Linked DNA regions of Homo sapiens: region 2 is linked to region 1. The links are chromatin loops, found by intact Hi-C in ENCODE. Cell type or tissue: dorsolateral prefrontal cortex. All regions are shown on one strand. Each heading gives the region's core, and the rest is flanking DNA. Links, peaks and the distances in the headings are about the cores only. Region 1 overlaps LOC105377732 (a long non-coding RNA gene). Region 2 overlaps LOC105377733 (a long non-coding RNA gene).

Region 1 (15,097 bases), core at 3,351-11,350:
AGTTTGAAGAGCCCCAGAAGAAGACCCCTTGACTTGGCAGGACGTGAAGTGACCCACTTCACTTCTTACCAATTTAGGATTCATTGGGTGGAATATTAACTCTGAAAGTTCCCTTATAAATGTGGCGTGTCCCTGGGAGGAATAATGTATTAAACCACACAGCCCATCCACACTTTAGCATGGAGTAGTCTAATCTTTTTATGAAGCATCTACTCTGAACCAGGAATTTAAGTAGTTTCTTTAGACAGTCACATAATCAGACCTTAAAGAAATTAAACTTTGTAAAATTTTGATGAGGAAAAGTTTGGACATGTCCTAGATAGCACGGGGTTAGCGTGAGGATGCTACACGGACAAGACTGCCACCATTCAGAGAGGTAGATGGCCAAGGAGAGAGTGATTAACTCGTATGAGGAACTCAAGGCAGGCTTCAGAGAGGTGACATTTCCGCAGATTTTGAAGGACAAGGAACAGACCAACAGGTAGCCAACGTAAGGGAATTCTGGGTCGAAGAAACAGCATGGGGCCGTGCACAGTGGCTCCCGCCTGTAATCCCAGCACTTTGGGAGGCAGAGGTGGGCAGATCACTTGAGGTCAGGAGTTTGAGACCAGAGCCTGGCCAACATGGTGAAACCCAGTCTCTACTAAAAATACAAAAATTAGCCAGGCATGGTGGTGGGCATCTGTAATCCCATCTACTTGGGAGGCTGAGGCAGGAGAATCACTTGAACTCGCGAAGTGGAGGTTGCAGTGAACCGAGATCCTGCCACTGCACTTCAGCCTGGGTGACAGAGGGAGATTCCATCTCAGAAAAATAAAAAAGAAAGAAAAAAGAAAAGAAAAGGAGAAACAGCATGGGAACATGTACCAGTGTGTAAAATGACACTGTGTATAGATCGTCTGAATTCCAGCTGGAATACTCAAGAGAATTCAAGATGAGTTTAGAAAATGGACTATTAACAAAGGTGTGTGTGCATTACAGGGAAACCACAAGAGACAGTGCAGGAGTTGTGGGGGCGGGGGGTGCCGTACGACCCCTAGATGCAAAAGATGGAAGGAGGCAGCAGTTATCTGAATACAGAAAGAGAAAATTATGTGGAGAGGGCCACCTTGAAAGGATCTGAGACTTCTAAGGCACCGCTGAGGGAATAAATACCCCCCACCTCTCTCCTCCCTCCTCAGATCTCTTGTGGGACCCCTCCCCCAATGACCAACCCAACCACAAGCCAGAGGTTGGGGCAGGGCAGCCCGGCCAAGCATCCCTTGCAGTCAGACTTCTGGGGTGCAGAGCTGGGCAGAGACGAATAGAGTGAGGCTCTGGGGAGGAGGTAACTGGAAAATGCCCAGTGCATGAGACGTGGCTGGAACATGGAGTATGGGTGGGACAGGAGACAGAAGGACACAGAGCAGGGAGGTGACCGCAAAAGACCTGTCAGGCTGAGAGCGAGCAGGGACATTGACCTCCGGGGACATAGAGACCCCGGCCTGTCCTGCAAGCCCTGGAGACAAACATCCATCAAACGACCCCTGGTAGCCAATAACTTCCCAAGTTGCACTTTGGAAGGTGACCCCAGCCGTTTTTGTCTCCTGGAGTTCTGGACACGGCAGGTGGGAGCCTATGGAAGCAGAAGGGAAGTGTCTACCAGTGGCTACCCCAGGCAACGCCACCGAGTACATCTTGAACCAGTTAAACCCAGTCTATCTCTTGTATTTCTAGTCCATTCCACCTTTTTTCCCCTGCTGACGTAGAAAGAGGGCCCTGAGATGAGAAACTCCGCAGGCACAGGTTTCCCAGAAAGATGAGAAATGTCTGCTTTCCCCCAGGGACAGCGCCAGGCGGCCAGCCGAGAAGCCAAGTCAGTCCTGCCCTGTAAGGCTTCAGAAAAAAGACAAGCACCAGCCCCCTCCTGTCTGGGAAACATTCAAAGCAATCTCCGAAGTGATTCATTAAAAGTCCTCCTATGGCAGAAGACCATCACCCAGATGTGAAAATAAACACAGAGGGAAATTCCAGCATCAGAACGGTGTCAAGTCTTTAAACAAATGCATGGCTATTTCAGGGAAGGGAATAATCTTTCGACTATCTTTCCAAGCCCTCAGAATCCAAGTCAGACTCTCCATAAAGCAGGCCAGGCAAATTCCCACGATGCCAGACTGGGAAAAATGTGAAAACACTCAGTTGACTGTGGGCACAGTGACTCTCTGGGGCCCTTCCCACTTGCACTTCTCAGCAACCCCGCTCCCCACGCCAGGGCCAGCCACCCAAGCTTACCAAGCTCCCGATAGTGCAGCCCTCAGCTCGGCCTTGATAAAGCATCAGAGGTTAAAGCAGAAGCAATCCTTTCATTCTACTGAAATAAATCATCACAGAAAATAAATGGGACATGAACCAATATCAAGCAAAACAGAGAGTGTGTATATACCAATAGAAATAATAAAAATGGGCCAGGCGCGGTGGCTCACACCTGTAATCCCAGCACTTTGGGAGGCCGAGGCGGGTGGATCACGAGGTCAGGAGATTGAGACCATCCTGGCTAACATGGTGAAACCCTGTCTCTACTAAAAATACAAAAAATTAGCCGGGCGTGGTGGCGAGTGCCTGTAGTCCCAGCTACTTGGGAGGCTGAGGCAGGAGAATGTTGGGAACCTGGGAGGTGGAGCTTGCAGTGAGCCAAGATTGTGCCACTGCACTCCAGCCTGGGTGACAGAGCAAGGCTCTGTAGAAAGAAAGAAAGAAAGAAAGAGAGAGAGAGAGAGAGAGAGAGAGGGAGGGAGGGAGGGAGGGAGGGAGGGAGGGAAAAGAAAGAAAGAAAGGAAGGAAGAAAGAAAGAAGGAAAAAATGGGAGAAAATATGAGTATGTTTGCGCACAGAATACGTGTTTTCATGTCCAGTGTCTAGCAGGGTGAATGGTACACAGTAGGCATTTGATAAACATGAAGGAAGGCAGGGAGGGAGATTATCAACTCAAGTTGTCCCAGAACCCACGAGTTGCTGAAGTACTGACCGTACTTAGGGTACCCAGTAGAACCACAGCTGACTCGCACTCACCGCCAATTAACTGGTAAAGTTTGGAAAAGCCTAAGTTCCTTAAAGCCAAGTTCAAATCCTTCCCATCATAAGATATCAAACTTCTCCCACACAGCTGGAATTTATTCTGTTGTGTGTGTGGTAAAACACACATAACATAAAATTTACCATCTTAACCATTTGTAAGTGTTAAGTGCAGTGGCACTGAGCACATTGTTGTGCTATTATTAGCCCCATCCACCCACAGAACTCTTTTCATCTTGCAAAACTGAAACTCTGTACCCATTAAATAACTTCCATTCCTTACTGCCCCCAGCCCCAGGCAACCACCATTCTATTTTCTGTCTGAATTTGACTATTCCAGGCACATCATGTAAGTGGCATCATGCAGTATTTGTCTTTTTGTGTCTGGCTTACTTCACTTAGCACAATATCCTCTCAAGTTTCATCTATTTCATAGCATAGGTCAGAATTTCCTTCTTTTTCGCAGCTGAATAATATTCCACTGCATGTATACACTACGTCTTGTTTATCCATTCATCTGTTGGTGGACAGTTGGTGGATTCCTCCCTTTGCCATTGTGAATAACGCTGCCATGAACATGAGTGTGCAAATCTATCTCCGAGACTTTACTTTCAATTCTTTTGGGTATATACCACTGATACTACTTTTTAGCAATGAAATTTCCCCTGAATGAGTCAATCATTTAGCTGTCAAATGATTCAAGAATGCAGCAATTGTGAACTTATTCATATTTAGATTAGACTGTACCCTGTGCATACAGATAGCTATGAACCTGTGAGAACCCCTCTCCCAGTCACAGGCAGCTACACATTCTCAGTGAAAATCAGTGAAAAGGGTAGGGTTCCAAAGCCTGAGAGACCCAGGTGCAAATCTCAGGAGGAGCCCTTATTAGCTGTGTGGCTTATGCAAGACAGTGAACCAAAACATTCCTCAGTCTCTTCCCTGCAAACTGAGGAGTGAAGTGAAGGCTATCAGGAAAGTGTCCGAGGTGCCTGGTGCGTTGTGAGCACTCCGTAAACAGTGCACTTTCTCAGCTCTAAGATGCCCCTCCTTTGTTCACAATTTCACATTTCTAAAATCATATTTCCAAATTGAGGGTGTGCACTACCAGACACCAGCTTTTTCACTGCTGGTGCATTGACTGAACTTAGCCAAATGTCTCTGAAGAGACACAGAATTTCCCCAAGAAGATTCTGCGTTCCTGCAGGAGGAGAGGGATTTGGTGGGAAGCTTGCCCCGCACTGCACACCTTTTCCAAGCTGTGCCATCAGCGTTCCCTACAGTTCTCTTCGCCACTCTAAAGCTTAGGAGAAATAAAATCTGCTCCAGCCATCCATTTATTCAGCCATCCATCCCACACTTACCGAGGGACTGCCCTGTGCCAAACCTGATGTAGCTACTGGAAACCAGGAGATGACTAGAACAGGCCTCTTCTCCACAGGAAGTCACGGTGGAAGTGGGGGAGGAACAAAAGTAATAAGAATAGCAAACACTTACATGGGCATGTGCGCTAGGCACTGCTTCCAGTGCCACTGCCTAACTCATTAGTTCTCCCAGCAGCCCTAAGAGATAGTAAGTCATAACAATGACTTCCACTTACCGATGTGGAAACAGAGTAATAGAGAGTAACTTGCCCAAGTTGCACAGCTGGTAAACGATAGAGCTGAGATTTGCATTCCAGCCCTATGACTCCAGAGTCCATACTCCTAACAGGGCTGAGAGTCAAGAAATTTTAACCTCGGGTACTACACAGGCACCAACCAATCAGAACAAATGCCAGGGATTTTTATGATGCTCTTATATACCAGCTGAAACTCAGCAAGCCCTGCACTAACCACGTTTAACCTCTAGACTGTAGGAATCTAAGTTTAGACTAATGGGAGTCCTGTGGCAGAGGCATGAAGGAAGGTCCCCACCAGCACCCAAGATTCAGCAGGCCCAGCAGTCATTGGCCAACAATCACTGACTGCTTGTGGAACTTTAATACCTTTGCAGGTTGACAAGCGGTGAACCTGTAAATAGCTCTCCTTAGCATGGTTCTCCATAAATCACCGAGGGCCATTGTCACACATGGGATCTCATGTAACCTTCAAGACAGCCTATGAAGGAGGCCTCATTGCCTTCCCAGTTGACAAAGGAGTAAAGTGGGGCTCAGTGGGGTGAAGTGGTGCAATGAACTCCAAGTCAAAAATGTACACCTATCTGTCAAAGTCCCCTGTTCAGCTCAAATAAAGGAATTACTCTCAAAGAGAACATCTTTGACCCAATTCTATATGCTTGCCCAAAGCAATGGAGCTGGGATTGAATCCCACGCCTTTGTCTCCCACCAATGAGCAGCTCAGCTATCAGGGTCCCTTCCTTTATTTTCTGCCTGCTGTCCCCTTCTCAAGGTATCTACCCCCAGCCTCTCTGGTCAACCCGCACTATCAAAAACAGAACCCCTGTGGCTCTCCACTGCCTTGTCCTGCTCCGTTCTTCTTCAGGGCATTTATGATGATCTGGAATAGTAGTAGATTTATTTGTTTTGTGGCTATTTCTCCCTAACAAGAATATAAGTTCCATGAGGGTAGGAAATGTGTTTGTTTTGCTTTTTGCTGTGTTCTGGTGCATTGTACATGGTCAGTGAGATTTAGTCCAATGAATGAACACGTAAATGAATGGAAGATGGGTTAATGAATTACTCTCTTGTCTAAGAAGCCAGAAACAAGGGCTAGGAACTCACCTGGGACCCTGCAGGTCTAAGGTCCCCCCCAAGCTTGGGCTCAAGACTAATAGAAAACCTTGACCTCTTGCCTTCCCTTTCCCAGTCTCCTCCTCTTTCAAGGGCACTCTGACTTCAGGGTTCCTTTTGAAAAACACCCCATAGCTTCAGATCTTTCTCACTCACCCATTGCCTCGCACACATGCACACTTCCCTACTTTTACCCCAAAACAGAAGCAGACCTGGTCTATCTACGCAGGTACCTTGTAATCCTGTAACCTCATTCATGCACAGGCATTGGTGAATGATAACAGGTAACAGAAGTGATTTTTAAAAGGGCCTTCCAGTGACAACGTCGTGACATACTAGAATGGATGACTGTAGGAGTTTCTGGTGTCCTGGAAACCTCATATGTCTCATCATACACACACAAAAATGCCTGTGGATGTCATTCATTCATTTATTCATTTATTCACTCGATCGTTCAGCAAATGTTTACTAAGTGCCTTCTGCCTGCCAGGAAATGTCCTGGGTGCTGAGAATACACAGTGAGCAAGACAGCCCAGGTCACTGCTCTCAGAAATCCACCATCTAGTTGAAGAGGCAGAGCAGTAAGCAAAGACCTTGCCGAGGAGTTTAAATTCTTATTCTTACATTAGAACACAAGGTGGTAAGAGCACTAACAGAAATCTGTGCCGGGACCAGAGGCAGCTACCAAAGGAGTGGGGAGTCAAGGAGGCCTGCTGGAAAAACTGCAGTCTCTGATGGCTGTTGATGGTAGGCTAGGAGTTCACCAGGGAGCCAAGAGGTGTGGGTGTTCCAGGGTCTGCAATGATGCAGAGGTCTGAGGTGGCACAAGCAAGGCTGGCTCTGAGCCCACCCTGCTCCATGACAGCTTCAAAAATTGCTGAAGCTCAGCACAGCCAAGGCATGTGTACCAGGCAGGAGGAAAAAACAACAGGGCAGGGTGTCCTTGGGACAGATTAGATGCCAGTAATTCTTCCCTCCTTTTGGAATGTTAGAAACCAAGTATGTGTTCCTGGGGTTCTCATTCTCTATAAAATTGCCCAATTTCATTCTTATAATAACCTACGAGGCAAATCAGCTGCCTCTGCACACAATTTCCCGTGCCGCCTTGACCCTGCCACATCCAAGGAGCTGTTTAAACAGTCTGCTGTCTTTTCCCCTGAATGTCAAGAGAAAGAGAGCTGATGGCATCAGCAGCCACAACCATTATGCATGACCTGAGAGTTTTCTTTGACCCGCCAACTAAGGTAAATGCCTTTTGACAAAGACACCCAAGACTTCACTTTTAATTCAACTTGAACCTAAGTTTCTCTCCAGAGCACTGTCTCCAAAACGCTCAATTGCCCAGTGCAAAGAATCATAGCTCTTTCCTTTTCTGGCTTTCTCTGATACAACAAGCTTACAGCAACCGTCAGAAAAGAAGGCAAGTAACATCTGTGGTGGAGACCAGACTATGAAATTAGTTCAAACATACAGCAAAGCACTGTGCTCACTGCAGAGAGACACATGCTGTTCCGTGGATGTGAGCCCATTCATGAGTCACCATGCATAATAGGGCATTGTTGAAAGTGTTGGGAACATGAAAAATTCCTCACTGCCCAGTTTGGCTAATGCTGGAGCTATATTTGCCTTCAGAAATGAAGTCAAACAGAGTTGGCTTAACTTCCAGTTGACAGGCCCAAAGACCACTGGGCCACCATGTTTATTATGCTGATTTTTGTTTATAGGAGTTGCCGCCTGAGTTGTGTTTAAGAGGATGTTTTTTGTTTGTTTGCTTGTTTGTTTGGGGTTTTTGTTTTTGTTTTTGTCTTTTTGAGACGGAGTTTCAATCTTGTCACCCAGGCTAGAGTGCAATGGCGCGATCTCTGCTCACTACAACTTCTGCTTCCCGGGTTCAAGCGATTCTCCTGCCTCAGCCTCCCGAGTAGCTGGGATTACAGGCGCCCACCACCAGGCCCAGCTAATTTTTCTATTTTTAGTAGAGATAGGGTTTCGCCATGTTGGTCAGGCTGGTCTCGAACTCCTGACCTCAGGTGATTCTCGTGTCTCAGCCTCTCAAAGTGCTGGAATTACAGACGAGAGCCACTGTGCCTGGCCTGTGTTTCAGAGTTGACTTCTCATCTGCATGTACAAGGAAAGAGAATTCTTTGACAAAGGACATGCACAGACCTCTGACCCTCCCAGAGGGTCCTTGAACACAAGAAGGACTGTTTTAAAGCCCTCCACAACACAGCTCTGTGCTATCAGGTGGATTGGCGGGAAAAAACTTGCCCATGATTTGGTGTGAAGAAACACAGCAGGGTCTGCAGGCAACAATCCTTCTGCAATAATACATAATATCTCTCACTTCCCGATTACCTGTTATTCAGTTCTTAATATGCATGACTCCATTTCCTTGTCGCATCCCTGAGACACAGGCCACATCAACCTCATCTTATAGATAAGGAAGCTGGACTCTGAGAGGTGACAGAACATGCCTATGTTACAGAGCTAATGATTTGCACAGCTGGGATTTGAACCCAAATACACATAGACTTATTTATATATGTATTTGTAATCAGGTAAATTATGCATATCTTTATTTTAAATATGTCTAACACATACATTAATGTCAATATACACATTTATACACATACATATATGTTTATTTCTTGCCCGCCTGGAGAAACCATGTTAGGCTGACAAAGTGTTCTACAAAGTCATATAGATATAAATAAATATGTTATATATTTTATTTATTTCTTAATTTATAAATGGATGTTACATATTTCTTCATCTATTTAGAAATAAACACCTTTAGTTGGGTGTGTGTGTGTGTGTATATATATATCTTTATATATATAAATATCTTTATATATATTTATGTATATACGTATATATGTATATATATGTGTGTATATATACATATATATACACACATATATATACATATATACGTATATATGTATATATATATATATCTTTTTTTTTTAGACGGAGTCTTGCTTTGTCACCAAGCTGGAGTGCAGTGGTGCGATCTCAGCTCACTGCAACCTCCGCCTCCTGGGTTCAAGTGATTCTCCTGCCTCAGCCTCCTGAGTAGCTGGAACTACAGGCACCCGCCACCACGCCCGGCTAATTTTTTGTATTTTTAGTACAGATGGGGTTTCACCATGTTAGCCAGGATGGTCTCGATCTCCTGACCTCGTGATCTGCCTGTGTAGTTATATTCTTAGGTATGGTTAAGGGACACTGGAGGTAATGCTCCCTCTCCAGCACACCACCACAGGACAGGATTGTGGGAAGGGAAATTTGACAGTGAAGTGGTATTGATGTCTGGGAGAGTGGTACCTTTTGAGCCTTAAATAAGGGCAGCACGAGGACCCACTTGTGCAGATCCCAGGCCTGAATGCCCAGGCCCGGATTCTTTGCAGAATCTCTATCACAGCTCTTATCACATAACTCAACACAGAGATGGCTCATTAGAACAGTCTCCCCCACAACATCCTGGATCCACCAGGACCAGGCCCTCTATCATATTCTTTGTATCTGCCACAACACCTGGAACTGTGCTTGCACTCCAAACATTTCCATGAGCTGCATGAATGGATGTATAGGTGGTTGCCTAGATGCATGGATAATTCAGCCAACCTGGGTTCAAGCCCAAGTGATACATGGTGACACATGCTTGGTTTGGAAACCATGTTAGCTGACCTTTAACATTGATGACAGGGTCTAAATTCTGTGTGTCTCATGGGGGGATCGAGAGAGGGGCTTCAGAGCACCCAGACTCACAGGGAGGAGTGAAGCGATGAAACATGACTTTCCAAAGTGGCCCTTGTCCGCTACATACGACATTCAACACCTACTGGATGCCTATTCGGTGCCTGGTACTACTGGGTTAGTGCCCTGGGTGACACCGTCAGATGGGAATAAGAACAGAGGATTGGGCTGGTGTAGGGGCAGGGAAACTAGAATTCAGCATTGTCTTTTTAAAGCGTCAAGTTCTATGCATAGAAATGAGTGTAGACAGAACTCTCCTGGTTCGCTTTGAATAAAAAATGAACTTGGGAGCTTCCTAGAAGACAGAAGACCATTGCATGGATACGTCTGTGGAGGGTACACAAGTAGACACTTGGAGCAAATTGCCTCTAATTTCCCATCTAATCCTGACATTGCTTGATGCCATCACTGAGCATGGGACATATCTGAATATGTATTACTCTGATGAAAAACCCATTAGTTAAATCAGCCTAGCCATGAATCGTTTCACCTGGAAAAGCTCCCCCTGGTCTCAGAGCGGTTCTGCAGGGTCAGTAGCTCCTCAAGATCCTCAAGCTCTGTCCTGTCAGTGACAGCTGTTGAGGAGCATGGTGGTGGCCCCCGAGAAGGGCTGCAGGTGGAAATTCGGTGGCAGTGGCCCCATCAGCTTCTTTATGTCCCAGTCATCTGCTGCGTGAAGAGAGGGTGGGGTGGATGTGGGCCAATTGCACCACAACTCGAAGCCTGAACCCTGCTGTCTCTGTGGATGGAAGAGGGAAACATTGTCGCTGTGTATGAAGAAACCGGATATATATCTCCCATGATTGCTGGGAAAAATCACCCAGAGGCGTATAGCTTCCCATGAAAGCCAAACCAAAACCAAATAAAACAGTGAAATTGCATCCCAATGTTTCATTTATGCAAACTGCATAATTTTCCTCTAACTGGACATCCACTAGGATTTTCCCAATTTCTTTTAGTTGCCCAGTCTAGAATGTGATTTCATTGCTACTTGGAGACATTCCACAAAGACACAGAAACAAAGTAGCAGTGGGTGGAGATTTCCATGACCCACAGAATGGATTTCCCAGTTGAACACGAGTAATGAATACCATTTATTAAGCAAGTATGACATACACCGCAGGCACTGTGCTCGGTACTGTATGTTTACTATCTAATTCCTATCTCAGTCCTGAATGTGGCTTCCTTACATAGGTGTCATGGTTTCAGATGAAGAAACAGAGGCTGGGATCAGGTGACTGCATGTCACAAGACAGAAATTGCACAGCTAGTAGGTGCCAGAACTAGGATTCAAGCCCAGGCTGTCTGACTCCCACACTCACACTTCGCCTGACCTTCATCACATCCCCATCCCAGGCATTAGAGGTGCAGGATCTTGGTGCCATCCCCAGCCCACCTTCTGGAGGGTCCTTTCAGTCCACATCCCTGGGCCTGGGCCTGAGCCACTCCATCTCTCACCCCTTCTCCTCAGCCTGATGTGTGCTCCTGCCTTCCTCCTCCTCCCGCTGAATTCATTTCTGTCCTTCTACAGCCAGGGCATATATTTTGTCCTCCAAGAAGCCTTCCCAGCCTTCATCCATGTGACCACCCCTTTCTCTGATCTCCCATGTAAAGGTGGTGACATAGAACTTGACCTTCGACTATCAGCAGATGATAGTCAAAGGAATCATTTGACTAACAGGAATGTTTTCACCCTGTCTATTCCCACCCAAGTGGGTGCTGGGGTGCACAGCCACCATCCCTCTGGATGTCAAGACCCCCACTCCCTATCTCCAGGTGGTCTTTGAGAGAATAGGGTGTGTCCACCAGCTGAATGGGACTTGGCAAAGTCTCCAATGCCATTCTAATGGGTGCCATTCTGTTGGTGATCCACAAGTGACCATTAGGCCATATGCTGAAGTGACCACAACAAGGAGCTTTCAAGGGTGCCCTGGCCGTGGGACATCCCTAGATGTCAGCACAGCCCTGGGGGCATGGGCTCAGCTCCAGGTCTCTTGAAGCTGACCTTCTCCTCTCTGCCCAGACACCCCATCAGGTCTCCCTGTCCCATGCTCGGCCCTCCCAGATGGGAGGCCTTCCCACAGTCTGGAGTCGGGAGAGGCCTGGGAGGCTCTTCCCTGATTCTTGTTCTAATCCTAATGTTGCAGAAGAAGCTGTGCCATTTCCCCTCAAGTCCCCACTTGTGATCCACAGAGGCCTGTTTTGGTTGTCTCATCACTGGATGTAGATGCAGGCAAGAGAGCAGGCAGTTAAAACCAGGTTCTAAAACCAGCCCCTCTCATTACATTCTAACTATGTAAACTCAGTCCAGGTCCTCAAAGTGGCTATGGTGTGAAGAGTGAGTTCACACACACACAACCCTCAGAGCAGGGTTTGGCACGTGTAAAGCACTCCATAAATGCTGGCTGCAGTTATTACTTCTTGCTCTTTTTATGCCCACAGTTAAAACCTGACTTCTAAAATAAAACAGAGGCAGCTTCGGAAAGTTACAGTCTCCCGACAGCATCCACCAAGGAGGAGTAGATGCCCACTTAAGACCCCAGGCTGCATGCAGGGGCCAGGGAGGAACAGAGAGAAACCCCAGGGGCTCAGAGAGATCTCCAACTCACACAGCCATGGAACTAGGACAACCATGTTTAATCAGATCTCCAGGTCGCACAGGACCCCACCTACCATCTGAGATCCATCACCATTACCTCCTGGAGCTTCATTTCGTTATACGGAAAATGGGGATTGAAACAATACCGCCCTCGAGGAGTGGCTGTGAAAATGAGCTGGATTAACACAGGTAAAGATCTGGAAGAGCACCTGCACATAATCCTCCCCAAATGCTGGCGCCTGCTGTTACCTGGGTCTTACCTGTTTTATTCTTTGTGCTTTTCTGCACTCCCCATTTGTCTGTGATGGACATGTACTACTTTTATGACTTGGAAAACATGGGAAGGTGACATGTTCTAAAATAATAATAATGATTAAAGATAGAATATCAGTGCCAAAGGGTTTAAATAAGGAAGTATGTCCAGTTGAACGTAATTCAGGGTGGGCTTCATAGAGGCAGCAGCACTTGAGATGGGTTTTCAACCATGGGTCAATTCTTGTTAGGCAGTAAGGGGTTTTCAGTGAGTGCTAAGGCTCCCAGGTGTACCACTGTGAGCCAAGGAACAGGGAAACTGCTGCTAATTAATGGAGAGTGAGGAGAAAAAGGTCAGCCACATTGGTGGAAGAGACAAGAAGAAGGACAATCAAGGCCACGTCTCCACAATGCCTGTTTTCTGGGCAATAAGGAGGGCAGAGAAAGTAGACATCTTCTTTTAAAAAGAGGGAACTTTTCTTATTACTAATCTAGGCTTAGAATTGGTGCTAGAAAACATGAACTGATTATTTACAAGAGAAGAAATGAAAAATGACCACTAAAACCATGGGGAAGATGGTGAAAATGATCAGGTAAAACCAGCAATACACACAAGGATGCTTAGAGGCAGAAAGAGGAAAGCCATCAAGATTTATTCTCACATCCTCAGAAACAACAGAATCAAATTCAACCCTTCCCAAGACAATACAGAGTAGCACATTTTCCTGTGTCACCTCCCCAAGGCCCTCCACTACATGAGATTCAATGACAACAAGGCCCCCACTCCACTCACCTCTTTGTGGAATATACCACCTCCCGGGCACTGGGGGCACAATGCTCCCTTCTCTGTGGATAAGCCTTACCTGGGCCAGAGGACATGAGCATGTGCATGTGCTCTGTCTTTACAGAAGCATCAGAGTCTGGGGAAAGGATCAAACCAAGCCAGCTGGTGCAGACAAGGAAGTTCACAGGGAAATTTAGAGCAAACACATTCCTACTTTCACCATTCTTTAACAGCACATTCAATTATATGTCTGCAAATCAACAAGCAGTGCTATGGTATGTCAGGGTTGAGTATGAGTCCCACTTCTGCCACCCCAAGTGTAACTCCAGGCAAGGATCCTGCCTCCCTAGAGCATGAGGTCCTTCATGCAGTGTATAGACATTGTCAGGCAGTTGGGATCATTAAAAAGAGTACACACATGGCCAAAGTCAGCCCTCCATAAGGACCAGTTATGTATATTATCCAAAAGCCAGAGAGACAAGCGTGACAAGCGTTGCTGTCTTCTTGGCTGAAGCGCAAAGGCTTAAACTGGGTGTGATGCTGAAGTCCTTAGTTCCTCTGATTCTCCACTACCAAGTACTCCTGTCCAGGAATAAGCTTTCAAGTTGTAAAAGTCACGTTCTTCTAAGTCACACAACAGGATCAGGTGGTTAAGTGGAGAGCTGGGCGCACACAGAGCAGTGGGGCTGGTGGGCCAAGTGTGGAACCTGGCTCCTTCGGAAACCTGAGGCAGATTTTGTGGTCACTCTTTGGTGCTAGGCAAGGATAAAAGACCTCGGATATCTGCCTGCAGCTTTAGACCAAGAAAGGGACAAACATGCCTGCTTCAGGGTAATTAACAGGAGATTTGGAAGGCTTCAGGCTCAATTAACTCATTCTAGATGAAGCATGGATAATGGAGGAAAATGATGCCAATTATCCCAAACATCTGAGACCACGCCTAGTTCTTCCTTCCCTGCTCCCCATCTTTCAGGTCACAAAATAAGCATAAGAGCCTTACATTTATGTACCAGCCATTTGATTTGGGAACTAAAAAGCTGCTTCTGCTGGCTCAAATAAGGAGCCCCAGTATCTCACCTGAATCCTTCTTGACTCAACAACCGTCCAGAAAACACGGCCTGCAACATGTCTTTGTTTTGCTCATCTTCTTGCACAAAATCACATACTGGGCAAGGCAGCAAGGGCTAAACTTCTGAACCAACTTCTCCCTTTGTTTCACCATGTAAAATCCCACTGAAGTAGCACCAGTATATTCCACAGTCTCTGCTTACTCATGTCTTCATTTAGCAAAAGCTACTTACACTGTTAAGTTGCTTTGATATCCAACAGAGAAGAGTAAATAAGCCATTTACACAAAACAAAGGTGGCATTAGCCAAGGATGGCCACAGCTAGTGGTGGTCAAGAACTGTGCATGTCCTACTCCAGACTAGTCTAAGGGGATGGTGCAGAATTTGCTGGAAGCTCAGAAAATACACGTTTAGGATAAATAAAAGAAAGCATGCCTTCTCATAGCAAGTAGATGGCTCATGGTGGAAACATGTCATGATTTTTAAATGCTTAAATAAATTCATGGATGTCAGATCCAAAAGGGTTTGTGAGAGGAAACTAGAACAGACAGTGTGTTTATAAATTAGCAGAACAAATAACATGAATCGGCTTCCCTCTCCCCTAGAACCATATCGCCATGGCAAAGTTAGGAAGCATTCCTGACCATCGACTTGGCAATAATTAAATCATAAATACAATTCTTAATAAATCAAGAAAGCAAAGATATCACAACCTCTAACCTTGATAACAGTGTACTGTGATAAGAATTTACCTTATGTCTCTGACAAAATGGACATTGTCTCACCAATATTAATCATACAAAGGGTCCCATTTTCCTATAAAGCATACCATAAGTAAAAAATAGAATGTAAC
Region 2 (15,097 bases), core at 4,344-12,343, 85 kb before region 1:
TATCCAATCCCATAAACAACAAAAAGCATACTATGCTGAAAATATTTCCAAGCCCCAGGCCACTTATGCCTGCAAATACTTGACACAATGAAGCACGTCTGCCCCCTTGAAGGCTGGTTGTAACGGTCTCTAGATCCTGAAGAATGTTGTCTGATGTAGACCAAGGTCAGGTATGGTAAATATAGTGGCTTCCAGCACAAAATAGACTCCACTTCCCAGCAGGTGTGGCTGCTGAAACTTTCCATTTTTGAAAATGGTTGCGGGCTGGGAGAATTTTAGGGAGGTTTGTGTGAGGTGGTGTCATGGTGGCCATCCAGAAAGCAGCAGGACCCTGGAATTTAAAGCTGACTTTCAAGTTGAGCCTCTGCTATCACAAAGTAGGCAAGAGGCCTCAGGCCCTTGAGCTTTTGCTTCCTTATCTGTCAAAGGAGAAGGTTGTACTAAGAGAATCCCTAAAGCACCCTCAGGTCTGGACTTCCAGGATGCCACAGCAGCCAAGAAGTGTCATGCTCCCCACGATTTTAAATCGGTTGGAGCTGGATCTCATTGTGAACAAGTCAGAACTTGCTTCTCTCCTGAGTGAGTTAGGTCCATCACTGCACTTCTCTGAGCCTCAGTTTCCTCCTTCGTATGATTAGGAGTAAAAATGCCATTCTCACAGGGTTGTTGTAGAGGTAACATTGGAAAGGCCTAAACATAAAATAGATGCTCAAAAAATGTCAGTTTCTTGCTGCCATGCATTTGCCCACCTTCTATTTTCTCCATGTTCCCCACTCTGCAGTCAGACCAACCCCACCTGTACCCCATGCCTGCCCATCCTTTCTTTCCCTAGAAGTCTGGAGAATCTAGATGTTCGCTTCCTCTACCCCAAACCAGCATCCAGTCCTGCACCAACGGCCACAATGGAAGCCACCTGATAAATCGATGCAATTACTTGTGTCGCGTTTGCACTAAGAATTCTAACGGTAGTATTTCGGAGCCCAGAACAGAGAGGAATCAGTCATTTAAAGATGGCAAGGTTGAATGAAAAATTTCATTCTTTGATGATGCTAGAAAAAGAAGTGTTCACAATGGTTTCTCTTCTCAATGTGCGTCATGCAAATGAGTAGCTGGTCCCTCCATGTGACTTGTTTGGTTCCATGATCTGTCTCTTTTTTCTCGTGGCAAAATAACCCACTTTATTAGATCCATCTCAGGAGCTTTACCAGTGGGTAAAGTCTTAGAGCCGGGATTCTTGTTTGCTTTCTCCTGTCAGCCACCCCAAATTCTTTTGGGAAGTAGGTGGAGTATAAATGAAAAATTGGTAAACAAAATTCTTTCTTTGGTCTCCTATGGACAGACCTCGGTCTCTTTGGGCTACTTCATGGCTCCCAAGCTGTAATTATTGGTTGCTTTTTTCAGTGTCCCTCTGAACTGAGTCTTTAGTTGTTCTAAATTCATTTGGGCTCCTTCTGGACCCAGGAATTAAAGGTGACTCTTTATTCCTGTAAGTCAGAGACGGCCTCATCTAAGGAAACATTCCAGGGCTGTTTGCACCGCGTGTGGCGAGGAGGGCCAATTAAAGCTACCCCCAGCATCCTCTGAGTGAAGTTTGAGATGGCCTTGGGAGACAGGAAGCTTCTTTATGAGTCCCATCTTCAGCCTGGAGTACTTTTCCTTCCTGTAGCCCTGAGCCCTGGGGCCCTGGAGTCATGAAGATTAAGACAGAGCCCATTGGGCCAGAAGAATGGGGGTGGTTTTATTGGCCACCAAGTACCCCTAACATCATGGGATTTGGATAATGCCCTGAACTACTCTGGACTTCTGAAAGCAAGAGAGCCTTTCTCCAAAGACTCCACAAGCTCTACTTTATCATAGTTGATTCTCAAACCCCTTTCACAATTCCTACCTTTCCAGCACACTACCTTCTGGGGAATTGAGTGGAGTGAGAGTCCGATTGAGAGACATTGCAATCTTTGCTCTTTAAGAATAATAATGATAACAAATAATATCTATTGAGCACTTTGCACGCATTACTTCACTTCCTCCTCACAACAACTCTCTGAGGTCAATACCATTATTATTCTCACTTCACAGAGGAGGGGACCAAGGCTGAGAAGGGGGAAAATAAGTTCCTCAGGGTCAGTAAATGACGGACATTCACACCCAGACCTGACTGGCCCCAGAAGCCTCACTTTTAACAATCGCATGAGTTTTCTGCCTGCTTTGTGCTAACACTGAAAGGCTGATACTTCAGATCCTGGTACCCACGTCAAACCTGGAAGACCTTAAGTGCATTGGCCAGATGGGAGGAGACACAGAGACCCCAGTGGCTAGAAAGGCAGGCTCTGGGGCCAAATGGCTCAGGTGGAAGTTAGCCCCAATACTTACCAACCGTGTGGCCGTGGGCAAGTTACTTCATCTTCTGTGCCTTTGTGTTCCTGGCATGCATAAGAAGAATCATCTCTTATCAGATTGTCATGGCGATGGAATGAGTTATACAGATAAAGCACACAGACAGCATTTGGCCCATTGGACGAGCTCCATGAACACTGGGTGTTTTCGTTGACTCTACCATCTCTATCCCCCACCCCCTCAGCACACCTACCTGGATATCCAGTAGGCAACGCAAATTTGGCAGAGCCAAAGCTGAACTCCAGATCTTCCCTTCCAAGCCTGCTTTTCTCCCAGTCTTGCCCATCTCAGCACCTGACAACTGTATCCTTCCAGTGGCTGAAGTCAAGAATTTTGGAATCTTCCTGGATATGTCTCTTTCCCTCACACCTCGTATCTAACTTATCTGCAATTCTTTTCAGCTTTACCTTTAAATATATCCGAAGTCCAACCCTATCTCACCACCTCCACTGATACCATTTGGTCCAAGCCAACACCATCGAGAGAAATATCTCCCCTGGATTCTTCCAGAAGCCCTGTCTGGCTGTGCTCTCTGCTTCTGCTCTTGCATGTGACACAAGAGGCATCATGTCACCCTACTCAAGACCCCATGTGGCTCCCCATCTCACCCAGAGAAAATGTCAACGGTCCAATCATGCCCACCTGCCAACAGCCAATCCCCTACCACGCCCCCTCTTGTTTATTCCTCTCCAGCCCCATGGGTCTCCTGCTTTCCCTCCTAGAGACTTTGGCACTGTCTTTCTTACTCCTGAAAACTCTTCCCCAGATATCTGCATGCCTCATTCCTTTACCTACTGTGGTCTCAGCTCACACAGCATTGCATCAAAACAGGTTTCCCTGCCCATCTTAAGGGAAACAAGCCCGAAGTTGTCTTTTGACTGTGTGTGTCACAAACCAATGAATAATCAAACCTCCCCCCACCCCGACTCTGCTTTCTTCACTTCTTCCCGGTATTACCTGTGGAACGGGCCGTCCTCAGATCAAACGCAGGAGAGGTAGAAAGGAGTGGCAGAGTGCTTGAGAAACACATCTGATGGAAATATGGTTCCTTTGGTAATATAGGAAGACATTATATAGATAAATATGTTGTATGGCTTTTGCTGAATAGCACATGATTGGTCAGGTCCAAATGCTGTTTTGGACCAAGTAATGCTGAGAAAGGCATTTTAGAACAAACTCGAGAAGTGCTCAACCTCCTTTCCAAAATAACACCCGAGATAAGGTTGGAAATGCAAACTAGGAGCTCTGAAGGAAGAGGTCAGATTGAACGCAAACATTTGGTTGCAGTTCCCCAGGAAAACTTGCTACAACCATCACGATGGGATTTTCTTTAAAGACATAAACTTACAAGAAAAAATGAAAGAGGTGAAAACAACAAAACTTTGGGAGCTGGAAAGCTCATGGATGAGAAGTAACTGACTGAGCAGCCCTAACAAAGGTGAATCCCAACCCAACAGGCAGGAAAATCCATGAACCCTGGATTTCAAGCAACCTTCATTATTTTATACTCTTTCCCCACAGCTTTGCTCTCAGTCCCAGCAGTACCTGTGGCCACAGATTCCTGGGTTTTTCTGAGCATTCACTGCATAAACCCACTGGCTTCAGAAGAACTCAGGAGTCTGTGGCAACAGGTACTTCTGGAACTGAGAGCAAAGCTGTGGGGAAAGAGTATAAAATAATGGAGGTTGGTTGAAATTTGTTTAGAAGTAATTAAATGCCTGGATCCCCACCTCAACTCCAAACTGCTAGGTGTCTGCTCCTTCTCCACCCTTCAAAAGACTGACCATTTGCTTTCCAAGGAGGGTAAAACATAGGAAATCTGGACTGTGTGACATCAGATCTAGTTGAGACCAGGGATATCATACATATTGGAAACAGGAGTATTCAGTGAGTATGGACATACCAGATGTTGAGACGCCTCCTTCCTCCACTCTCCCTCCCCTGTTGGACTTCCGGAATGCTTGCAGCCTTGCCTCTGCCCTCTAGACAGTAGGTTGGAAGGATCTTCTCTGCAAAGTCTGGAAAGCCCAAGTAGAAAGATCTGAAGATAATCACTGAGACTCCCCTCAAAACTGGCACAATGTAACACCCTATGAAGCTCACAGTCAAGAAACTCCACCCATTCAGACAATCACAGATGAATAAACATCTTAGGAAAACCTCTGTTAGGAAAGTCAGAGAACAAAACAAACAAATAAGAGCAACTTGGGAGAAACAGAAATTATGCAAGAAGAAAACTTCTAAGAATAATCACTGATAACATTTGGGAGGTAAGAAAAGACATTGTATTCATGAAAGGAAAACAGAACGCTATAAAACAAGAACACGTAAGGAACAAAAACTATTTGCTGAAAATTAAAAATGTAAAAAGAGCAAAAAACCTTATAAAAAAGATTGAAAGATAAAACTGAGGAACATTTTCAGAAAGGAAGTCAGAAAGAGGCCGGGTTGCGGTGGCTCATGCCTGTAATCTCAGCACTTTGGGAGGCCAAGGCAGGTGGATCACAAGGTCAGGAGTTCAAGACAAGCCTGGCCAAGATAGTGAAACCCCATCTCTACTAAAAATACAAAAATTAGCGGGCACCTATAACCCCAGCTACTCAGGAGGCTGAGGCAGGGAATTGCTTGAACCCAGGAAGCAGAGGCGTCAATGAGTCAAGATCGCACCACTGCAATCCAGCCTGGGTAACAGAGCAAGTCTCTGTCTAAAAAAATAAAAAAAAAAGGAAGTCAGAAAAACAAAGGGATGGAAAGAAAAGGAAAGAGAAAATAACTTGAAGATTAGCCCAAGAAGTCCAACATGCACATAAGAAGAGTATTAAAAAGAAAGAATAGTGAACATAGGGCAGAAGGGAGATTCATCAAAAACAACAACAACAAAACAAGAGTATTCCCACATTTGAAGAAGATGAATCTGCAGATTGAATGGGAACTGTAAGATTGCAGCATACTGGATGAAAATATACTCACACCAAGGTACAATATTATATAAAACTTCCAGAACACTGGGATTACAGAAAAGACCCTACCAAGTTTCTGAAGGGAAGGAGAAAAACAAGTCACATGCCACAGTCAGGAATTAGAATGAATTCAGAAGTCTCAATAGCACACAGGGAGAAAATCCCACAAAAAAGCAAACAAAAAACAGGACAGTGACTTCAACATTTTAAAGAAAAAATATTTCCAACCTAGAATTCTATATCCAGCCCAATTATCACTCATATGTAAGAGCAGAATAAACGCAATTCAGACACGCAAACTCTCAAACAAAATTTTGACTTCTACATGCTTTTTCCAAGAAAGCTATTGCAGGGTGTGCTCTACCAAATGAGGGAAGAAACCAAGGAGGAAAAAAGGAAGAGAATGCCATATGTGTTAATTTCCTAGGGTTTTGTTGTTTTCCACAACAAAGTCCGACAAACTGAGTGGTTTAAAACAACTCAGTTTTAAACAGATTCTAGTCCAGAGACTAGAAATCTGAAATCGTGGTAGCAGCAAGTCCACACTCCATCTGTGGCTTCTAGGGAAAGATCCTTTCTTGCCTCTTTCATCTTCTGTGGGGCCCACGCATTCCTTGGCTTATGGCAACAGAACTGCAGTCCCTGCCTTCTCTCTTCACATGGCTGATGGCTGTCTTCCGTCTGTGTCTTCACATGGTGTTCCCTCTGTGTGTATCTGGCTCTGTGTCTCTTTTCTTCTTGTAAGGACACCAATCATATTGGATTAAGGGCCCACCCTACAACTGCATGACCTCATTTTATTTAATTACATTGACAATGATCTTATTTCCAAATAATGTCACATTCTGAGCTTCTGGGAAGGATATGAGTTCTTGGGAGACAATATTCACCCACTACAACGTACAGAAACAAGAGGTGAGAGGAAGTGCTGGGTTAAGGGTGAAGCATTAGCCCAGGCTGACAGCTGTACAGGGGTGGAGATGAACTAGCCCAGACCGAGCAGGTGAGATTTCTTCAGGAAGGTGAAATTGAAAGAATTTATGAGAATGGGAACACGGAAAGGAGCTTTAGGAGATGAATTCTTAAGTACAGAGAAAACTGAGCAAAAAAAAAAAAATAGTAACAATAACAAGGCAATTTTTAATTCCAGGGAAAATAAAAGATTGGCTCAGGCATAGTTCTGCCAAGCATATATAAAGCTCTGTAAGAAACAATGAATACTGGCCGGGCGCGGTGGCTCACGCCTGTAATCCCAGCACTTTGGGAGGCCGAGGCGGGTGGATCACGAGGTCAGGAGATCAAGACCATCCTGGCCAACACAGTGAAACCCCATCTCTACTAAAAATACAAAAAATTAGCTGGGCATGGTGGCGGGCGCCTGTAGTCCCAGCTACTCAGGAGGCTGAGACAGGAGAATGGCGTGAACTGAGGCGGCGGAGGTTGCAGTGAGCTGAGATTGTGCCACTGCACTCCAGCCTGGGCAACAGAGCGAGACTCTGTCTCAAAAAAAAAAAAAAAAAAAAAAAAAAAACAAAGAATACTTCTCAAGCCAAAATTACAATATAAATATAAGGAGAAAGTGGGGGGATGGGAAGTCTTAAGGTAGAAGTGGAAGGAGGAGTGATAAGCCCTGTCTTCCACAGTGGCAAGTTAATGGGTAATACCAAAAATGAAAAAGCGGGAAACAGCAATTCAACCATATATAGAGATAGGGAGTGAACACTAAAAGAGTCGTAAACATTGTTCCTGGAGATGGGAAAATGGGAGGGAGGAAAACTGAGGAATGTAATTTGTCTTAACAAACCTTGTAAAACTAGTTGAACTACACATATTAGACAAAAGCAAAATGAGAATAAAAGGCACACACTGGACCAAATTATAGACAGCATTGTGCATTATAGCCTACGCCATAAGTACATATTCTTATTAAAATATTCTGTGGTGAAACTCTAAAGTCGGCTAACATGGTTCTCAGTCAAAGGCAATTTTGCCACTGCCTTCCTCCCACCCCTGACTCAGGGCACATTTGCTGATGTCTAGAGGCATTCTTCATAGTCACAGCTGGGGATGGGGGTGCTACTGGTGTCTAGTGGGTAGAGACCAGGGACACTGCTAACCATCTTACAAGGCACAGGACAGCCCCCCACAATAAAGAATTAAGTGCACAAAATGTCAATAGTGCCAAACTTGAGAAACTCCTGCTTAATGGGTGTGTGCCCTGCAGACTGCTGGGAAGATAAACCTTAAAATCCTGAAAGTGAAGACATCATGGGAAGGCTGACTAACCTAGATTTTGGGGTGGCTTTAAAATGCCTACAGATTCTTTGATACTCCTCTCCTCAAAAGATGGGTTCTAATTTCACTCTCCTCCAGTGTGGGCTAGGCTTAGTAACTTACTCTTTTTTTTTTTTTTTTTTTGTGATCAGTCTCACTCTGTCGCCCAGGCTGGAGTGCGGTGGCGTGATCTCGGCTCACTGCAACATCCATCTCCTGGGTTCAAGCGATTCTCCTGCCTCAGCCTCCCAAGTAGCTGAGATTACAGGTGCGCGCCACCACACCCAGCTAATTTTTGTATTTTTTGTAGAGACGGGGTTTCACCATGTTGGCCAGGCTGGTCCTGAACTCCTGACCTCAGGTGATCCTCCTACCTCAGCCTCCCAAAGTGCTGGGATTACAGGTGTGAGCCACTGCGCCTGGCCAAGACTTAGTAACTTATTTCCAATAAACAGAGTAAAGTGGGACTGATCATGCAGACCTCAGGGACTAGGTGCTGAAAAGCCAGGTGAGGCCGATTTCAAAATCCACACTAATGACCCTGCGCCACCCCGCATCTCTTTGTAGAACATTTATTTACATTCCTTGAGATTGCTTGAATTCTTTCCCCTCTGTCTTCTCACTAAGAACTCTGCCAGTGCTCCCCCTGCCCCCCATACACACACATGCTTTTAAAAATGCCCTTTATTATTGTTCTTTCCTGAAACTTAGTGTCTACATATTTCACTAGGGAGACTCAGAAAGCCCTTAGAGGAGTTGAATGCAGGAACTGTGAATTTAAAGTTTCTTCAAGACTCTTCCTCGTTCTCTTTCCCCTGGGTCTAGATGTGCAGCGATTCTGCCTGGCGACCTTCCTTCTCTCTCCGCATTCCCCGCCCCTCCGGAGCTCCATCTCTTCTGGCCAGAGTCCCGCATTCTCTCAGCCCCATTCCCCCTGGAAAGTGTGGAGTCTCCCTTGATATTGACACCCGTCATGGGGCTGTGCAGCTGTTCCCATGCAGCCAGCCTGAAGGCCTTCCAGACAGTGCTTGCATTCACCCACCCTCTGCATGGCACAGCCTGGCAGCTCCACAGGGCCTGGCACCCCAGGACTGTGGCTGAGGGTGGGGGTGCAAACTGGCATCTATGCTTCTTCTCCACCCCCACTCCTGACTCCCTAAATGTCTAGTAATTGAGAGTTAATAGCTAAGAAAGACAAGTACTTCCTTCCTGTGATCTAGAATGAACTGGGGGTGGGAGTGGGAAGATATTACATCTTTTTTTTTTCTTTGTGGTTGTAGATAACTATTCTCATCATATTATTTAGGTCTCATTTTGTTTGAGTGGCATAAATCCAATTCCGATTGGATTTGGCAGAAAGGGGAGTTTAATAACAGGGTATCAGGGTAAGCTCTAAGTAAGCTGAAGAAAGAGCAGGGATGCTGCCAGATGGGGTCGCCATGTACAGTTGTGCAGGCTGCATGCTGCACAACCCCAATGGCCACTATCTCACAGTGGCCAGATGAAGGGCACTTCCTGGAGCTATGCAGGATACAACTTGTCTAGCTATTCTGTGTCTCTACTCCAGGCTTCAGAAATAACTGAAAGCAGGGTCTCAAATGCTACCAAGACCCTGTCTGCATCTCTGAAATCAGCTTCTCCCTGGGTACTGGCGAAATCCCTCTCCCTGAAGAATGGTTTCATTTGGCTTAGCCTGAATCCAATTCCCATCCTGGACCCATTGTCTCTGCCTAGCAGGAGGCAAGAGATTTAAGAGCCTGGCCTCTGGGAATTTAAAGCTTTCAACCTCTACTTACTTGTCTTTATTTTCGGAACCTCCAGAGCCTTTCAGGCGCTAAGTAGCCAACAGTAGATGGGATGATGTGGAAGTAAAATTGCTACAACTCAGGAGTGGGTGTGAATTCAGCTAACCTCCTCCAGGACGTTCATCTGATGGGGCCTGAAGAGTTTTGGCAAAGTGGGAGCTACTCACCTATTTTGAGTATTCGGGGGGACCTTGTGATCCTTGCGCAGACATCTCCCAAGCTCCCTGTCTTGAAAGCAAAAGACACCAATTATCCCAAAGTAAGTGCCCAAGTAAGTGAGAGATGCTTGGGAACTGCCTCTCTCAAGGGGTCAGAGAGAAGAAACAACACTCTGGTTATGGTAAAGTTCTCTTTCTTCTGCCCGCTCCTGTTTTGTTTCTCCCCCAAGACAAGTTAGGCCGATGCACCCCTCTTGCCCTTTCTAGCCCCGATAGGACCCTCTTCATTCCTTTTAGAACCCCCAGCCTTTCACCCCAACTCCGATCAGCCACCGTGGCTCAGTAGTTTGAACATTAAAGCCAGGGAGAGACTCTCTGGGTGTCATGAAATCAAGGGGTTACCCTGAAAGGGCCAGGGGCGGGAGGTGTGTGGAATGAGGGAAAACAAATACAGCTGCCACGTGCCCTAAATGTTCTTGGATCATTTAATCCACACCTAACAAGGGAGTGCACGACTATTAATGACCAAAATAAATAGTAATCAATTATGATGATGGTAATTATGCTTTTGAAATTAGTCTGGGAAAGGATGACCGAGGCAATTTTTTATTCCAGCTCGGGAAAATGGGACGCCAGCTGGGGCTAATAAGAGCTTTCATTAAGACACTGAGATTCATCCAGGGCTGCGAAGAAAGCCCTCTCTGTCCCGAGGCCCGGCCTGGCCCTGACATGCCTTCTGCTTTTTAACAAGAACTGAAAGGTGGCGAGACAGTTCTTGCCTTGGCAGGGGGCGAAGTCGGCCTCTGAAAAGGCAGTGATTATTCTCCACGGCGCAGCGTGGGGAGTTTCGTTTCTTTGGCCTCCGGTCTCCACACGCTGGGGTTCCAGCACGGGTGATGTGTGCCTGGAGCCGATGGCGCCCGCGGGCTGCGGATGACCCCGGGCAGAGGGTCTGGCAAGGCAGGACGCGCCGGGCAGTTCGCAGGGACTGGCTGGGCAGGGAGACAGAGGGAGGAAAAAAAATGTGGTTTCTGTAAAAGGGGCTGTGTGTCCTTCCTCGCCTCGGGTTGCCCCAAGAGCTGCTGCCGAGATGGTCACTAATATTTACCTGCCAGCCCTTCCATCCCAGAGAGCATATTTACCCAGGCACAGGCAGCCCCGCCTCTTCACTCTGCTCCTGCATGCCCGGCGCCCTTGGGTCTTTCATGGAAGTCCTCTGCTGCTGGCTCCTGCCTCAGTTTCCCTCTCTGCCTCACTCTTTTTCTCTCTCTGTCTCTCTGCCTCTTTCTCTGCTTCTCTCTTGCTATTTAGAAACTAAAGAAGGCTTCTCACTTAGCCACCCAGTAGCACAGTCAACAGTTGTAGGGTTGGTGGGAGTAAAATCCCCTTCTCCCTCTTTTTAGTCCTGATAGAGACAATGAACAGGAGGCTCACCATCTAAACATAGATCCCAGTCTCAGCTTAATTCGAAGGCTCTCAGTCAAGAGTGAGTCCCCTTCCTTGGTCCCCCTACCCCAGGGACGTGGGAATTTTGCTTGTCATAACTGGGGTGGCAGATGCTACTGGCATCTAGTGGATAGAGAGGGATGCTGCTAGACACCCCACGATGCACACAACGAAGTATTAGCCCACGCAGAATGTCAATAGTGCAGGCTTAAGGGCTAAGTAAGCATCTAATCACCCCCTCACAGGCTGGCCTCCTGGAAGACTGTGTTGGGGGTGTGAGATCCTGAAGGCAACGTCCATAGCAGAGATCTCAGGAAGAAAACAGGGCCAGCCAGAGGCCTGGCCGCAGCCAGCGAAGTCAGCCAAGACAGTGACTCTGTCCCCTGGGAACAACACTGGCCAGTCAGATTAGCAGCTCCAGAGAAACTAAGGCATGTTTCCAGGGAAACTAAGGTAACAAGAGAAGATTGCAGAAGCTCTCTTCCTAACACCTCTGCAGGAGGTAGGAAGCTCCTCTTGTGTGGAAGAGAAGGACTTAGGGAGAGGAGAAAAGGGGGTTCCTTTCTAAGCCAGTTCAGGCTGATGTATGCTCAGAGTCTGGTGGACTCAGGAGACCCTCCCACGTGGCTCAGCGATGGCCTGGAGCTGGGAACAATCCTGAAAACATTGCCCTGTTCTCAACATTTATTTGGCAGCGGTATGTAAGGCTTGTGCCAGGTGGTCTGCCAGCTCTAATTCCATCCATAGGACAGGCTGCAAGATTTTCATTTCCACTTTACAGATGAGGCAACCATGGCTCAGGAAGATTAAGTGTCTTGACTTGAGGCCATTCGGCAAGCTGTGGGGGAGGTGGGGTAGGAACTGAGTCTCACATGAGATCACTCGGAGCCTCCCTGTAATCTGTATCTAAGGACTAGAGACCCAGAGGGGACTAGAGACAACAACATTGGTGGGTGGACTGAAGTGTGAGGCAGCAAAGTGAGCTCTAAAAGAGCCTAGGTGCTCTGGTCCAGGAAGATCTCGGCTGAGAGCAGCGAGGTCCAAGGTCTGAACTACATGAGGATCGTGGAGAGAGTGGACACAAACTCCATCACCAAATCTCCCATATCACAAATCTAAGTTGCACCCTTTGAATCTTTGACTAGGTCTCTGAGAGAGTAATCTTGTAGAACTCTTCAACTCAAAATCACTGTCAAAAATAGAGCTTATTGGCCGGGCGCAGTGGCTCACGCATGTAATCCCAGCACTTTTGGAGGCCAAGGCCAGCGGATCACCTGAGCTCAGGAGTTCGAGAGCAACCTGACCAACCTGGTGAAACCCTGTCTCTATTAAAAATACAAAAATGAGCTGGCTGTGCTGGCAGGTGCCTGTAATCCCAGCTACTTGGGAGGCTGAGGCAGAAGAATCGCTTGAACCTGGGAGGCAGAGGTTGCACTAAGCCAAGATCGCGCCACTGCACTCCAGCCTGGGCGACAAGAGTAAAACTCCATCTCAAAAAAAAAAAAAATTGAGTTTATTTAGACTGCACTTAAATCCTAGAGATTTGGGTGATGAGGGCAGGGATGATCCTGTACTGAGTGCCAACTATGCGGGAGGTGCTCTATAGACCTACACACAGATGAATTCATTACCTCTTCCCAGAATCCTACGAGGTACTGTGAGCCCCAGTTTTTCAGACCAGGGAACTGAGCTTCATAGAAGTTATATAATTTGTCCAGTGTTCCCCAGCCAGGTACGTAGCTGGTGACACTGGCATGTACCTGAGCATAATCCCCTGGTGCTAGGTGGTGTCCATCATTATCAAGCGGTACTGGGCTATAATGGAGACAAAGCCCCATTGGAGCTTCTGTCAGGGAAGATCCTCGAAGGATCCCACGACACTCCCCCTCCAACCCTGTGTGCTTCTGTCAGAGACAAAATCCTGAGGTACACACCCAGTAAGCCCTATTAGTAAGGCAGATGTTGGCTTCTAAAAAGCCCACACACACCAGGGTGACGCTGCTCTCCGTTTGGTGGACTCAGAAGAAAGGTCTGTCCTATTTTGTTTTCCACATTGACCCATTCCAGGGTCAGGAATTCTTCCATATAGACACCCTCAGGCTAAGCCAATTTTTTCTCTCCTGTACAGAGTGGAGATGGAGAACAGCTGGTGGCCACCGTCCCTAAAAATCTTTTATAAACCTGAAGACTCATATAATCAGTCTTCTCCAAGTGAAATCATCTCAGTTATTTTAAACTTTTCTCAGGGATTATATATTCTCCAAGTTCCCTTTACAAATGAGTTGAAGTTCTCTCTGTTCCTCTTAAGGAGCAGAGACCACAGTCAGCCGTAATGTCCAGCCTGTCACTCTGCAGAACAAGTGTTTTCTCACAAATGTTGGCAGAGTGGGGATTTCCTAATAAAGACAACACGGAAGAAACCGTGATGGGGTGAAAACCTCAAAGAGGCCTGAGTTCAAATCCTGACTCCCCCACTCCTCATACTAGCTCTGTGAATTCAGGACAATAAGCTGGGCTTGCAAGACCTTCATTTGTGTATCTCCAAAACAGAGGGAATGACCTTCCTTAAGACCCTAATGACATAATATAAGTTAAATGCTTGACACCTACCAGGAATCCTGTACCCAGTAGCTATTGTGACTTTACTATGACTTTACTTTTACACCCTCCATTCCCCACCATGAAGTATATAGTTGCTTCATTATTTACAATCCTTCAGAATCAAACAAGCAAACCCAATACTGGAAGTTCCTCCATGGCCCTGTTTGCATCCTAAAGAAGTGAGCCTTCCCTTCTGGAAGTGTTTGAACAAGACTGCTCATACCTCCAAGGGGTGTCTGGGAAAGGGTTCCTAATTTTATCGGGGATGGGCTTGGTAGCCTCTTAAAATTCCTTTCAACTCCGAGATTCTATTTAGAATCCAAGTCAACCCAGGCTCTTATCTCTAATCCATTTTTCCACAAAGAAATTCAAGCGGATTTTCCATGAGGGAAATGCAGGAGATGTTACTCTGTATCCCCCATAGAACAGTTCCTCCAGTTCTTATTAGACATGCCTAGTGCCCAAGCTCCCCTCTCTCATGCTTCCTCTGATGATATTCCTCTTCCAAGCTTCCCCACAAATGCTCCGTCTCCTTTCTGTTGGGTCAAGCAATGCAGCCTTTCCCCAAAACATGTCTTCCCCATCCTGGTTAACCGTGGCTAGCTAACAGAATACACATCCTTAGCAGGCAGTCTAGAGACTGGAGAATGGCCTTTGGGGTCTGACTGTACAACCACAGAGACGTATCTGTGAATTCATGTCCTCAACACACACAGTTGTTTTTAGAGAAATTTCTCTAAGACAGTTTCCTCCATCTTCTTGCAGACAAGTAATGACTCCTGTCTCCACTTCCAAGAGCTTTCATCTCCCCCCTGTAAAAAAATTATGTTACCAAATATCTATATTTGTATAATATTTTTGAAATTTTCTTGCACTTTTTATCTATTGACTTTATGATACTTTTTGTCTGGACATTTGTAACATCTAATGTCAATGCTGTAGCATTACAGTTGGCCCATAGTTGCCACCAGCTTATACAGTTTTTGATAAATCAGCATGAAACATATTTTAAGATTGAGGTTTCAGTTTATGAGGAATGAATTAGCTGCATACTTCTCTGCTTTGAGAAACTCAAAATTTACTGAATATCCTGCCAGTAAGAGAGTAGCTGAACTAGACTCCCTCTTTCCAAGGCTCTAGTTGACAACACACTTTCACAGTTGACTTACAATGTGAGGATTTCTCAAAGAGATCCCTTCCCCACAGCACAGTTCGGCCTCATTCAGTTATTTCCACCAGGTTGTAGTCAGCAAATGTTCCCAACTCCTCTTGGGTCACATCTCAGGGAAACCTCCAAGGGCAGCGAGACCCTGGATGCAGCAATTTTGTTATTAAAGTGCAGGTGTGGCCCTCTGTTGAAGGAAGTTGGCCTCCTGACTTGGGAACGCAGCATGATTCCTTCTCAGCCAGGAGACAACTGCCTGAGCCGGACGTTGCCCTCTGGTGTTGTCCAGGTAGG

What was found. Hi-C counts contacts between places; a loop is a spot of excess contacts. Peaks named below come from ENCODE experiments on the same cell type or tissue, not always from the same donor. Only the 100,000 strongest peaks of a DNase experiment are listed, where the experiment ranks them.
Region 2: a loop joins it to region 1, with 15 times the contacts of the local background. A loop is called at or near these places in 7 of 110 quality-filtered maps.

The regions. Positions count from the first base shown.
Region 1 is chr5:173,464,652-173,479,748 of GRCh38, reverse strand. It overlaps LOC105377732 (a long non-coding RNA gene), which reads right to left. Exons shown (of 15, transcript XR_001743001.1): 4 at 10,032-10,280; 5 at 2,272-2,350. Among named protein-coding and RNA genes, the nearest start is that of LINC02995, 110 kb to the left of the region's middle. RefSeq lists a silencer at 10,104-10,373. In dorsolateral prefrontal cortex, for the core only: a CTCF peak has its summit at 7,287; DNase peaks (open chromatin) are centred at 6,594, 6,896 and 7,308; H3K4me3 peaks cover 377 bases; H3K27ac peaks cover 3,577 bases.
Region 2 is chr5:173,550,818-173,565,914 of GRCh38, reverse strand. It overlaps LOC105377733 (a long non-coding RNA gene), which reads right to left. Exons shown (of 3, transcript XR_941247.2): 3 at 10,382-10,583. Among named protein-coding and RNA genes, the nearest start is that of LINC02995, 21 kb to the left of the region's middle. RefSeq lists an enhancer at 8,894-9,622. In dorsolateral prefrontal cortex, for the core only: a CTCF peak has its summit at 11,188 (motif pointing left); DNase peaks (open chromatin) are centred at 8,614, 9,083 and 10,384; H3K4me3 peaks cover 1,194 bases; H3K27ac peaks cover 4,533 bases.